3 separate regions of the Mus musculus genome follow, and regions 1 and 3 are each linked to region 2. A link is a contact called in ENCODE Hi-C or POLR2A ChIA-PET data. All regions are on one chromosome and are shown on one strand. The core of a region is the stretch at or near the end of the contact, and the rest is flanking DNA. Distances in the headings are between cores, read along the strand shown. Region 1 holds the start of Skp1 (S-phase kinase-associated protein 1). Region 2 holds the start of Tcf7 (transcription factor 7, T cell specific). Region 3 has its middle 11 kb from the start of Gm51894.

Region 1 (4,308 bases), core at 510-3,009, 51 kb before region 2:
GCTTTGTTCCAGCACCCAAATCTCCATTTTCTGCTCTAAGCATTTGTTAATTCCGTTACTGGAGGCTCTCAGACCTCTGGGGAAAACCATATACTTTGTGCCATGCAGTGTGCTGGCTTCTTAGGCTCGCTGTATGACCCAGGACTGTTTAAGGAGCCCACCGAGTTTATGGCACGTGGAGGAAAAGGCTCTCTAGTGGGCCTTCCCTAGGAGGCCCGAAGCCGGAGCTGTGAAGGGCAGGCAGCGCTGCAGATAAAAAGCCTGAGAACTGTGGGTCTTTCATCTTCTGTCATCGACTCTGGCACCTGGCAGACATTGGATACCAGCAGACAAAGACCTGGTAATTCAACCCATTGCTTGGTCTCTCTGCCCAGTCTTGTCCTAGAGAAGCTGTAGTCTCTGGTTTCTTTAGGAGGCCCTGTGTGGAAAAGTCTTTTGTCTTCGTGGTGCCAGGAATACCAATCATGTGCTCACTGGTTAGGTGAGCCTGGCGCCTTGGTGGGGCTAGTGATGCTCCCTAGACACAGCAGGGCAGGGCAGGGCAGGGCAGGCAATTGCCCTCTTCCTGGCTGGGCTGAGGCCAGATGGGTGCTTTCAGGCCTCTCCCTTTACTTCAAAGCTGTTTCATTCTAGCGACCTTATCACAGCCTTCTTTGAGCCGCCTGTACAGCATAGCCTGTTCAGGTTGAGCCTGACTGTCCCCGTTCATTGCTGGATGGATCCCCAGCACTGGCCTCACAGATTGGCCTAGAGCATGGTTACCCAAAGAATGTAACCTCCATGCTACATTCACATTGACTCTCTCCAGGCTTGGCGCTTCACTCCAACAATGGCTATTTGGGGGCCTGGAAGCCTCTTCAAAGTTCAAAGGTAGGAAATAAAGGTGAAGATTAGCCAACAGGGTGGTCCTAGCCTCGAATCTCCAAGCTGGCTATTGGGAGGCAGACAGATCTGAGTTTAAATAGCGAGCTCCAAGCCTTATATAGTAAGACCCTGTCTCAAAACAAAACAACAAGAGTTTCAGGCAAGTATATATGTGGTGAAAATGCCTGTGACCCCAGCGCAGGTGGAAGGAGATCATGAATTTTAGACCAACCTGGTCAACATACTGAATTTACAGCTACTCTGTGCCAAACAGGGTCCCGTCTTAAAATGCAAAGAAAATAAAACTTTAAAAATCAAATAAGCAGGTGTACCATGTCAGGAGTATTTAAGAATTCTAAGCCGCCTAGGTTAAAGAAACACCTTTGTCTCAACATGGCATACATGTATATATATATATATATTTAATTCAGTATCAGTAGAGAAGGTTCAACTCCTGAACCCCTGGTCAGCAAACTCAATTCTATTTCCTTAGGTTATTAGGAGAGTAACGGTGGTCAGGCTGAGGCGACTCCTTTAAGGAAAACACACACCCACAACCGGTTTTGCGGTTTGTTGTTTCCAGGCTTTTCCAGGACTGGGGTCTTTCAAGCCGTTTAAGACAGCCCATGCCTGAAAGACCCTTCGGGTCGAGATGGTTTCCCAGCCGGTGCCGGAGTCCGCTTTGAAGGAGAGCATGGCGCTGTTTAGGCCAGCGGAGTAAGGAGGACGTCCCTCTCTTGCCCAGCCACCCCTCCACCCGCCGCCGCTCAGCACCTCTCCAGGAGACCTCTGCGGCGCTCAGGGTCTGCCGCCTGTGTTTCGACTGCCGTCAGGCGATCTCAACGGCCAGCCCGGCCGGCTGTGTGACGTCACGGGCTCGGGGTCCTCGGCGCCTGCGTCCCGCTGCTATAAAAGGCGACGCCGCGCGGCGCCGCTCGAGTGGCCTTGTTCTCGATACTTCGTTGTGGTTGTGAACTCTGTCCGGCAGCCTCGGGCCTGCGGTCTTGAGACGGAGCACCGTGAGTAGCAACCCGCGAGCCGGACACGTTCCTCGAGGGAGGGGCTGGGTGGGAGCCTCGCGTTGGCTGTGGAGTGCACGAGGCGGCGAGGCGACCTGGCCTCGTATCCTGAGGCGCCGTGCGGCCCGTTGCAGACCCCCGGACCGCGGGAGGCACGAGGAGGCCGAGTCAGGCCTTCAAGGGTCTCCCATCCTTTCGGCGCTCGCTCAGGGAAGAGAGTCGAGCCCTGTGGCAGGCCTGCCGCTTTGCAGGCGACGTCAGTCGGCCCCAAACGCGACTGGAAGGCCCAGGCTTCGTACCGGGCCTGCCTTAGCGACAGGCTTGCTGCTCCGCGCTCCAGGCCGGGTGGGCAGCGAGGCTTTGAGTAGGGGTCCTGGGCCGTTCCAGGTGGTGGCTGTCGTTGCCATTTGATTCTTGGCTCCCTCCCTTTTCTCCTGTATCTGGCGTCAATTAGCTCCTTATTGGTCTCACCTTTTTAACCACCGAATATGCAGGTAACAGACTCCCAATGTTTCTTTGCGTTTTGTCACGTTCTGCAGTCTCTGAACTTGTTACTGTAATAGACACTGTCGTCTGAGGTGTGTGGCATTTGACGCTAAAACCTGAGGTGTTTGGGTTTTTTAAGGGATAGTGCTAAAACCTGCCTTCTGGTTCACTTTTTCACGGAGTCCTCAGGTTTGGAGACTCAGTTTTTCAGCAGAATGTTACAGTAGACTGTATTGTGGCATAGAACAATGCAGTCTCTTCCGTCCTGCAGTGTAGTAACAAGTGTCAGAATTTCGAGTCACTTAAAACAGGTTTGTTTTTAAAGTCTGGTATACTAGAATTCTCATGCTAGACTTGGATGATTAATTTCCAAGTCTAGGAGCTTAGAGAACTGAAGAAGGGTTTTTTGAAAGCATATCAAATCGAAACCTCATACATTATTACTTAAAAATTTTGCACTTAATTCCAACACAACAACAAAAGTGAAGTCTAGGATTACAGAGTGCGTTGAATTACAGATTAACCGATTGCCTCCCTGTCATTTAATAAGATCCTGGCTCCCTTGCAAGTAACCTAATACCTAAATTTGACTATGACTAAGCACATCTTTATTTATTGTGAATTATTTCAAGGAAATACGGGGTGGTCTTTTAAAATAATTTTATCAACTACATAGACTTGTTCTGGAATGCTCATTGTAGTACTAGAGATCATAAAAAGAACACAGTGTCTTGCTATTAAAAACTGGCCTATTTTAACTTTTATTGTTGCCTTATCATAGGGAGGGTCTGCTGCTCTGACTTCTCTGTTCTGCAGACATGTTTGTTAGTTGAAAAGTGAACTCTTGAGTCTCTTCAACCATGGATGAGTGGGAGCTGGGTATTTCAATGGATGATTGTAAAACAAGCTTTACCTCTCCCAACCCCCTTTCTTGAAGCTTGTTTACTTGAGGAATTGGGGACAAGTGTCTCAGAAAGCTGAATGAATATTTTAGGAGATGTGCTGAGTCTTAAGTGTTTGACCCTAAAATAGGTGTAGTAGTTATTTTAAATGCTAAACCCTGTACTTTTGTGAAAAATCGCGTTAGTAATACAACTCAGATCCAGAAATGCTTAAGAAGTACCTTTAGAGTAACATTGAAGGCTTGTATCTTCCTTAGAAGCACAGACCTGCCTAGTTGCATGTGAGGTAGGGATTTTGGTGCCCACCTTTAGTCCCAGCACTGGAGGCAGCGGCAGGTTTATGGCTGAGTTCAAGACTAGTCTTAAGTTCCAGGACAGCCAGGGTAATACAGAGGAACCCTATCTCAAAAAACAAAACAAAAACTATCAGAAAAAAAGTTGCTTGTGAATTTTAAAGAGGTCTTGAATTAATCCTCTTTTGAAGGGATGAGGGGGAAATCTGATGATAAGAAATTGCTGGCTTAGAGCTTTTAGTATTAATACTGATTTGTTTTTATTTGGCTTTTTTTTTTTCCCTGATGACTCATTTTATATCTCAGTTGATAAGGTTTTGGATTTTTGTTTTTGGGGGGATTTGTTGAGTTTAGTTTTTGAGACGGGGCCAAGAAAACCAGGCTAACCTTAAATTTATTTTCCTATGTGTCAAGAAGATGGTCATAAACTCCTGATCCTTCTATTTGGCAAACTGTTGGGATTATGGGATGTACTTGCTTGGCTCACCTTTTGGGGAGAGGGGGAGAGGGCGGTGTTGCAGATTGAAATAGAGCTTTATACGTGTTAGGCATTATACTAAGGAGCTATATCTCCAGCCTCTTTTGTATTTCATTTTAAGCAGACTCTTACTGAGTTCCACCAAAGCTGGCTTGACCTCATTATGTTACTTAGTCCTTGAAATTATGATCCTCACTCGGGCATCTAAAAGCTGGGCATTACAGGACTTTTCTCTGTATAGCCCTGGCTGTCCTGGAACTCACTCT
Region 2 (4,348 bases), core at 1,091-3,590:
AGTCACACCGCTAACTCATGCCCACCTCCGGCAGCTCTGGGCAGCTTATGTCTCTGGCTAAATCTGTGAGTAAACCTCCAAACCACACTGCCCTTTCCCCGTGTGGCTGGACAGTCCTGAACATCCACCTTGCCAGCAAGGTTCTGGGGGCTCTGCCTTTTGTCTCATCATGGCTACCGCAGTGAGCCTAGTCTCAGCCCAGACAATGCTTGCCAGTGACTTCAAAGGGGTAGGTTCTGCCAACTGACCCCCAGATGGCTTTACACCCATTAGGGGATTTTAAAAGGTTATCTTGGTTAAGCACTGTTTGTACAGGGCACAAGTCTCTATCTAGAGCATGTGGCACTGTCAAGTGGCAGTGTCAGGAGCCAGCCACCTCTTTACATACAAGAGAAGCACCTCATCTACCAAGCCATCCCAGAGCCGAAAGGCAGAGACAGACAGACAGAAGCCATCCCAGAGCAGAAAAGCAGACAGACAAACAGACCATTCTGTCAACACACACAGCTTACAGGTAAAGAATGGAGTCCACTTCTAAAGACTACCAGGTCTCCCTCGGCTAAGAGGCCTAGACTCCCTATCCTAGCCCCCTACCGGGGAGCCTTCTGCATGGGTCTGCCACTCGCCATCCAAGGCTCTACCCCGGGGCTCCAACCTGCACTGGGCTCACGGCGACACCCAACAGACCTCCATGCTTCCTGTACACCCTAACTCCTGACTGAGGACACTCTGGAATCCCAGTAGTTTTCAGGAACCCCAGAACTTTTCAAAAGTCATATTTGGCTGCTACCCAGCTCAGAACCAGCCCTTCACACTTTGCTTGCCTTGAAGGGCCAAAGCCATGGCTCATGATGAATACAGCCGTGTCGCCAAGCCTGACACTGATTCACGTTGCTGACCCCTAACCAACACCCTGATCTGTCCTACATTTAGCAAACCTTTCCTTGTGTGTGCGAGAGCAGCCCAGCCCGCTCAAAACCTACACCATGTGGCATGGGTCCTCGGCAAGGACTTATACACGGCAGTCAGGACACAGTGGAACTGGGCAACGGAAAAGATTAGGTCTCTTACCCAGTCTTCTCACACCCGAGTTCCCTCGCTTCTCTGAAGGAAAAAAAAAAAAGCTAACCACAGAGCTCTAGCTCAGAGCATGCACATCACGCTAGGGAATGGCATGGGCTCAGCTCAAAAACGTTTTCAACCCCACCGTGGGCCAACACAGGCACCTGCTTGAGCAAGTTGGGAAGACAAAGGTCAAAAGCAAGTGAGAAAGACTGGAGCCGGGGCGCTCCTTCAGAGATCTCCTTTTGGGTCAGACTCCTCTGGATGTTAACTGGGCAAGAGCATCTAGGAATTGGGCAGAGAAGTCCTTTTTTGTCCAAGCATCACCTGTGTGGTCAAGTAGGTAGCCAGCCCCATTACAGGGCCTGACTGCTTCGGTCACTTACCAGCGGGGGTTGAGGCTGCGGATGCTGCCCTGCTCCGGAGGCCGGTGGGTAGGGCATGAGCAGATTGAAGGCAGAGTAGACAGTCTCTTTGTACATGCCACTGGCACACTCCGGGGCCTTCAGGCCTGGAAAAACCACAGCTGGGTCAGACACCAGCCCAGCCAGCTGCTCCTAAGGACTGAAGGCTGTCTGCTCCGGAGGGGGGTTAAAAAAAAAAAAAAAACCCTGCCAAGGGGTCCCCTTCAAGTTCGTGACTTGACAGGGAACAGCGACCTCCGAACGGGTGGAAATATCCGCAAAGGCAAGTTTTTGAGGAAAGACCCCCGAGTCCAGACCTCCACTTCGCGACCGGGACTTGACTCCCTACCCCACCCTCCTGCTTGGGAACCTTAGCCAAGGCTTGCTCCTCAAGGCAAAGGATTAGTCAGTCACCTGGGCTGGAGGGGAGGCGGAGATGGCGGGGGTCTGTTTACTCCTATAAAGGTCAGGGCACCGGAAGTGACTCCAGCTCAGCGGCGCCCGGGAAACCCGCCCCCCACACCCCCACCCCCGGTTCTAGCGCCTTCTTCCCCAGCCGCGCAAAAACTCACCGTCCTCTAGGGACTCTGGAAGTTTGTCCGGGAAAAGTCTCTGCGAAGTGTGCTCCCGTCCCAGGGCCTGCAGAGCGAAGCAGAGGGGCCATGAGGAGCGGAGGGAACAGGAGGGGCTCCAGAGATGGGACCCACGAGGACCGTGGCGCGGGGGGGCGGGTCCGCACGCTACCAACTCGGGACGAGGTCCTCCGGGGAGGAGCGGGCCGGGCTCACCTCGGGCGCTCCCTCGGCTTCTCCATGTACTCGGACGCCGGGACCCGGGACCCCGGCGCCTGCGGCCGCGCCTTCGGACTCATTCACCAGTGAGGACTTGAGCTCTGCCAGGTCCCGCTCCGGGCCCACAGCGCTGTCGCGATTCTTATCGTCCTGTTCCTCGCCTTCGTCTTGGAAGGCCAGCAGCTCGTCGGGCGCGCCGAGGTCGTCGCCTGCGCCCGCGCCGCCCCCGCCCGAGTCCAGCTGCGGCATGGTGCGCTGCGCCCGCCGGGGCGCCGGGTGCGGGGCGCGGAGCCGGCCGGGAAGGCGGCGAGCCCAGGGTGCGGGGCTCCGAGCCCGGAGCGCGGCGGGCGGAGCGCACGCTGACTCCGCCTGAGCGGCCAGTGGGCGCGGGGCGAGGGCGCGGGGCACAGCAGCTTTGGGAGCCGGCGGGTCGGAACATCAAAGGCACCGCGGGCAGCGAGCCGGGGGCGGGGCGGGCGCCGGGGCGGGGCCGCGGTGGGAGGGGCTAACGTCCCAGGCCCCGCCCTCCCCTCCCTGGAGAGACCGGGACAGGCCCACTGGGAATAATCTTAAAGGGCTCGCTCTCCAGCTATTCTCTAACCTGAAATCCATTACTAAACTCTGGAACTCCATTTCCTTAACTATCATACAGCCACAACTTGCGTCCAAGTTGCGGAGAAGGTGGTTCCTTAGACCGGTGGAACCTGTGGATGACTTGGAACCTTGGTGTGAACAGCGTCCTTTGCTCAATCTGGAGGCTTCTTACGTCCCCGGGATACTAGATGGACCCTGACACACACACACACACACACACACACACACACACACACACAAACACCTGCCCTTTTGATCATCCCTGTGCCGATTAGGGACCTTATTCCAGACAGCCTGCTTACATAGACACAAGCATTAGCGCCTCACACATTTATTGAGCTCCTGCCTGTTGTTGCATGTGCAAATCAAACACTATAAATATATGACATGTGGTGGCTCGAGGCGAGGAAGGATCGTGGCCACTCACGTGGTTTCTCCAGCCCGCTATGACTTTTTCAACTAAGTTCGACGCTTAGAACCTGCTGTCCAGGAACTGAGACTTCCGGCGGCCACATGGGTCACGAAATTCTCTCTTGGGGTCTTTAGGCAGCTGCTCAGTCTGGGAAGTTGCATCCGGAGCCCATTGACTCAGACGCTAGTTAAGGCCGCGTCTTCAGTGGCATCTCCTTGGCACCCAGCATCGAATTCACCACGACCGATCACTGTTTCTGTAAGACACTAGGCCCTTTGGATAGCCATGCAGTAAACTGAAGGTCGCACACCTCCGCCTCAAGAACGTTTCGGTGTTGGAGTCAATGTAGACCTCTTCCACCTCTTGGGAAAGCAGTTGAAACAACAGTGGGTAATTTGTGAAGGAGGACACTGGCCGCCTCTCCGACTCCCGGCCCCACAGGACCCCTGGCAGCGGCGCAAAGCCGGCCGGAAGACAGCCGCACCGCCCCTCCCGGTCCAGGCCCAGCCTGCCTGGCGGAGGATCAAAGAGACCAGGCCTTGCTTCTCAGCGCTCAGATCCTATCAGCGCCCTGCCAGCGGGGCTTCTGAGTCCTCCAGCTCCCAGCCGGGATGCCCGTTTCACCTCCTTCTCAGCGATGGGGGGCTTGGCCATTAATGCTGAGCTTGGCAATAGAGATGCGGTGCAGAACCCGCCCTTGGCACCTCTAAAGTCCTTCTTCCGCAGGTGCCAGTTTGCTACTGATTTTGACCCCATCTTCTCTAGATTCGGGGGCAGGGCAGGGGCTCCAATGGAAAGCCTACAGGAGAAGAAGGGCCCAGGGGCGAGGCCTCCCCCTACGACCTCAGCTCCGAGGTTGTCCCGGCTAACTTTGGGGTGAGCACTTCTCTGAGAAAATTGCACAGAAATTGAGATCATCCTAAGCCAAAGCGCAGCAGATCCTCCTGTGTTTATAAACGACTCCAACTTTGGCAATGTCGCTTCCATGATAGTTGGCAGACCATGAAGTTTCAACTGACACAGGTCATTGGGGGTCGAATTTCTGAAGAAAAGTCAGGGCTGGGGAGGTGTGATTCTGCCCTCCA
Region 3 (4,995 bases), core at 883-3,382, 64 kb after region 2:
GGTTTGGGTCTACATGAATATGAAAATCAGAGGACATTTGGGACCCACCCTTTGGATTCCAAGGAGTAAGCTGATCCCAGCTGTCAAGCTTGACAGGAAGCATCCCTACCCACTAAGCCACCCCACCACCCCTACATTTGTTTCTTTATGCTGCTCTGAATTAGCACACATTTGGTGGTCCAAAGAAACACCATTTTGAGTCAGGAGTGTTGGTACACACCTAGAATCCCAACCCTTTCGAGACAGGAGCAAGAGGATGACCAAGGCCGCTCCGGGCCACATTAAGTATGAGGCCATCCACGCCTATAGCCTGAGACCCTGTCTCAACAAGACCAAACAATATTTACAGTGCTGGCAGCCAGAAACCTAAAATGGCTTCCCTGGGTAGGCACAAAAGTGTCGTCAGGCAGGCTTCCTCCCTGGCTCTCAGGGATATCCTTATGTTTGTCTTCTTCAGCCTGAGGAGTTATGGTTCCTGCCATGTAGCCTCTTCCTCCAACTTCAAAGCCAGCAGGTGACGTCTTCTCTTGTCACTGGAGCTTCTTCAGAGCAGGCGCTCCTGTCTCCCTGTGTGAGGACACAGATGAGTAGACACGGGGGCGGTCCCATGAGATAAGGAATTCCTATTGCCTCTGGGTGAGGGGGTAGCACACACTTTTAATCCCAGCACTGGAGAGGCAGAAGCAGGTGGATCTCTGGAGGCTCCTGGTCTACAGAGCGAGTTCCAGGACAGTCAGAGCTACATAGAGAAGCCCTGTCCCAAGGAATCCAAAGAAGAATTCCCATTGCCTCCATGTGGTCTATCACATGCAACACATCGATCCCCTATCCATAGTGATGTAGTGCAGGCACACCCACTGAACTGCTAGTAACGGAAAAATAGAACGCACGGGGTGCTGGAGAGATAGCTCAGTGGTTAGGAGTGCTTGCTGCACGTGCAGAGAGCAGAGCTTGGCTTCCAGAACCCATATCTCTGGCCCCACACTCCATCATGGCTGTTAAAGTCGATCTCTGTCTGTGCCATTCTATCTTAGTCTCTCAGTTGTCCCCAAGACCATACTTCTCACTTCACAGAGACATCATCTCTCTCTGAAGCCTGATCTCCTGGAAGGAAGGCAAGGACTTTGGCATGCCTGGTCCCTCCAAGGTCCGGCACAGAGGCCTGCCCATGCCCCCCCCCCCCAGCATTATCCCTTGATTGGCTTCAGGAAGGTAAGGTTTATTCTGGTTTGAGGGTACTCCGTTGTGGTGGGGAAGGCTTGGGGGCAGGAGTGTGTGGATTCTAGTCACACTGCATCTGCGGGTAGGAGATGGGAAGGGGTGCCAGTGGTCGGTTTGCTCTTTCCTTTCCTCCTGTTTGATTCAGTCTTGCCCTCCCCCCCCCCCCCCGCGTCCCTGCCCCCAGTCATGGGATGGTACCGCCTACATCCAGGGTCTTCCCTCCTCTGTGCAACCGCCACACACGGGTGTGTTTCCTAGGTGATTCCAAACCCAGGCAGGTTGACAATGAAGATTAATTATGACAGCCTCCTACACCCAACCTGTGAAGATCAAAAATACCTCAAGAGGTTGCTAAAATGCTCCCCAGAAGCAAGGACTGAATCTCCTTTGGGATCGGGTCAGAGAGCCATCAGAACACGCTATTGGGGATGAAAGGCAACCCTAATCGTTTTCTTACTGGCCCCACTTTCCTCATCAGGAAAAAAGTGCACTGATGCCTGCAGGAAAATGAATTTTCTTCAAGAGATCACACAGGCTTCCAAGCAAGCAACCTGGGGTGGTGCTGCCACCTCTTGGTGAGTGGGTGGAAGTACATCCGTGGGCGTGGTTGGCAAGCTATTGCTACCTAGTAAGAGCCTCTCTATCTCTGCCAGGGAGCCCAAGTAAAGGCCAGGCAGAGTGGACAGAAATAGAGGAGTCAGCAAACACAGGGAATTTTATATCAATCAGTGGTGTTGAGAAGAAACCTGGTCTAGGTTCAATTCGCCCCTTTTCCTGTATCATTATGTATCTCCGACAAGAAAAGGACACCAAGAGCGATTTGCCCCACAATAGCTGCCCTTGACTAGATTGGTGGGCGTCCCAGAGGCTGTCCCCTCCCCCAAGATTGGCCTCTGTGGAAATCAGGAGGGTGGCGCAGCCAATGGTCGCACCTAGATCCGCCATCTTCCCCAGAGGCCACGCCTCCTCCGCCCTTTCCCCAGTTACAGCTAGAAACTCAGCTTCAGTCCGTGAAGTCTACGATTTCCACTTCATCTAATTCATTTGACCCACTGCCACCTTCATCTTAAGCCCGGCTTCCCTGGGACTGTACTTTAGTCTTCCATGACTCTGGCTGCAGTGTTCATGGGGCTGTATTCAGCTGTGTTTGGCTACGCCTAGAATCTTCTATGAGACTGCTACAGATTACATTCCTGTAGCATTCCTCTTTGGAGGAAAATGGGGTGAAGACGCTGCTAGGGGCCTTTCTCAGCTTCTTTTTAATTTTGATTTTCTTCTTCCTCTTCCTCTTCCTCTTCCTCCTCCTCCTCCTCCTCCTCCTCTTCTTCTTCTTCTTCTTCTTCTTCTTCTTCTTCTTCTTCTTCTTCTTCATGTATTTATTTATTATATGCAAGTACACTGTAGCTGTCTTCAGACATACCAGAAGAGGGCATCAGATCTCATTACAGATGGTTGTGAGCCACCATGTGGTTGCTAGGATTTGAACTCAGGATCTTCAGATGAGCAGTTGGTGCTCTTAACCTTAACCTCTGAGCCATCTCTCCAGCCCTTTTTTCTTCTTCTTAAACATAGTCTCATTGCATAACACTGACTGGGCTAGAACTTGCCATGTAGACCAGGCTAGCCTCAAACTCAGAGATCCAACTGCCTCTGTCTCCTGAGTGCTGGGTTTAAATGTGGGTCCAGTCAGTCTTCATTTTTGTTTTGTTTCGCTTTGCTTTTATGAGAAAATATCTCACGTGGTCCAGACTTCAACCTTTCTCTGACCTTGAACTCCTGATCATCCTTCCTGTACTCCAGAGTGCCTGGGTCACAGGCATGTGACACTGTGGCCAGTCTTTACATGCTATTTCTACGGCATTTTGAGCAAAGTCTATCTAATCCTTTGATTATTAGTTTTGCAAGGGCAGCGGCGGCACCCGATTCTCCCATATCCTGTTCTGGCTCAGTTCTTAGTGCTGGGGAGCAAGACTTTCAGTGGAAGCTGAGTGAGCGAGGGACATCTGAGGGAGAGGGACAGGACAGAAGCTGAGAGATGTCCGGGCATAGGTGTGCTTCCTCCTACCATGCAGGTCCCAGACCCTGAAGAAGGTACAGGGCTGTGGTGGTTTAAATGGGAATGGCTGCCAACAAGGGTGAGCACACACACACACACACACACACACACACACACACCTGCACATATGCCCCTGCACACACACTAAATTGTTGAGGTTTGGTTTTGGTATGTATTGTAATACTAAATACTGGTTCCCAGGGACAAGAGAATCTGCACACACATAAGAGATACCATGTAATCTTGCTCCCCAAGTTATCCCTGATTGGTGAATAAAGATGCCTACAGCCTATAACTGGACAGAAGAAAGATAGGTGGGGTTTGGGTTCCCGGGCTTGGAGTCTGAGGAGAGACCACAAGGAGGGAGTCTTAGATGGAGAGAGGGAAGATACTATGGGATAAATGAGTCATGAAAATATGGCCTTGAGGGCTGGCCAACTGGAGTTAAGAGCAGCCCAGATGGAACATGACAAGTTATAACTCGGGGTTATTGACAGGGAAGTAGATATAAAAGCTTAAAGGGTAGATATTTGCCCAGCTGTAGTGCATTAAGGGCTTATTATAAATATAAAGGTTGTGTGTCGGGGGCTGGAGAGATGGCTCAGCGGTTAAGAGCACTGACTGCTCTTCCAGAGGTCCTGAGTTCTATTCCCAGTAACCACATGGTGGCTCACAACCATCTGTAATGGGATCCAATGTCCTCTTCTGCTGTGTCTGACAGCTACAGTGTACTCATATAAATAAAATAAATACATCTTAAAAAAAAAAAAAAAGGTTGTGTGTCTTTTATCTGGGAACTGAATGATCACAGGCAGGGTAGGAACCCCCAGTTGAGATTGAATACTTACTACAACACTAAATATTTAGAAATACTAATTTATTTTTATCTTATATGCCTGAACATCTTGCCTGCATGTACATAAATGCCCCATGTGTGCACCTAGTCCCTGAAGAGGCCAGAAGAGGGCGCCAGATCTCCTGGAACTGGGGTGTAGATGGTTGTGAGTCACCATGTGGATGCTAGGAACAAAATCTGGGTCCTCTGCGAGAGCAACAAGCGTTTTTAACTGCTGAGCCATTTCTCTAACCCCATAAAAGAATGTGGCTTGTTGTTGTTGTTGTTGTTGGGTTGTTTGGGACAACCTCTCTACTATGCAGACCAAGCTGGCTTTGCTCAAACTCAGAGATCCATCTGCCTCTGCCTCCCAAGTGATGGGATTAAATACATGTATCTTCACACCCAGCCTAATTTTTTTTTTTAATATCCTGAAGCTCTCAGAATGGTGGGGCATGCACTTAGGATGCTGAGGCAGGGCAAGGTCTAGTTCAAAGCCACCCTGGATACAGAGGGATCCTTATTCCCAAGATAGGAAAGGAGAAAGGGTTCTGAAATGTCTTTTCACACAGGCCGAGTGTGGCGATGCACGCTTGTAGTCCCGACACTCCATAGGCAGAAGTATTGCCACAAATTAGAGGCCAACTGAGCCACGCAACTCGGGCCTCAAAAGGCTAAACCACTAGAGGACACCGCAGAATGTAGAGCTGAAAGCAGCCACACTCTGACTTTCTTTCCTTTTCTCTTGCTAAGGGCGCACTCTCCTCTGGGCCGGCTGTTCTCAGGGACCTTGAGGGGCTTTGGGTGTGTGTGTGGAGGGGGGGTTTGTGAGTAACGGCAACACTCATGGTAGAAGTGGAGACCCTCAAACAGGGCCACGGTC

Evidence for each region. A loop is a pair of places that touch in the nucleus more often than their neighbours do. ChIA-PET counts read pairs that join two places held with the same protein, here RNA polymerase II (POLR2A).
Region 1: POLR2A ChIA-PET joins it to region 2 with 23 read pairs in embryonic stem cell. The contact joins the promoter of Skp1 here to the promoter of Tcf7 in region 2. A Hi-C loop is called at or near these places in 1 of 37 maps with a recorded cell type or tissue (heart). POLR2A ChIA-PET finds 5 or more read pairs at or near these places in 2 of 5 experiments (both embryonic stem cell).
Region 3: POLR2A ChIA-PET joins it to region 2 with 18 read pairs in embryonic stem cell. The contact joins the enhancer-like site here to the promoter of Tcf7 in region 2. A Hi-C loop is called at or near these places in 20 of 37 maps with a recorded cell type or tissue (CH12.LX, Patski, T-helper 1 cell and 7 more). POLR2A ChIA-PET finds 5 or more read pairs at or near these places in 4 of 5 experiments (Patski and embryonic stem cell).

The regions. Positions count from the first base shown.
Region 1 is chr11:52,230,236-52,234,543 of GRCm38, forward strand. Skp1 (S-phase kinase-associated protein 1) reads left to right here and starts at 1,760. Exons shown (of 6, transcript NM_011543.4): 1 at 1,760-1,883.
Region 2 is chr11:52,280,674-52,285,021 of GRCm38, forward strand. Tcf7 (transcription factor 7, T cell specific) reads right to left here and starts at 2,341. Exons shown (of 11, transcript NM_001313981.1): 1 at 2,255-2,341; 2 at 2,039-2,105; 3 at 1,449-1,573. The coding sequence starts at 1,544.
Region 3 is chr11:52,344,658-52,349,652 of GRCm38, forward strand. No RefSeq gene overlaps it. Among named protein-coding and RNA genes, the nearest start is that of Gm51894, 11 kb to the right of the region's middle. Within about 2 kb of position 2,133, at least 3 of the 3 ENCODE cell types and tissues checked have a DNase peak (open chromatin) inside an H3K27ac peak, as active enhancers do; they include gastrocnemius, heart and left cerebral cortex, where a contact is called at or near this core.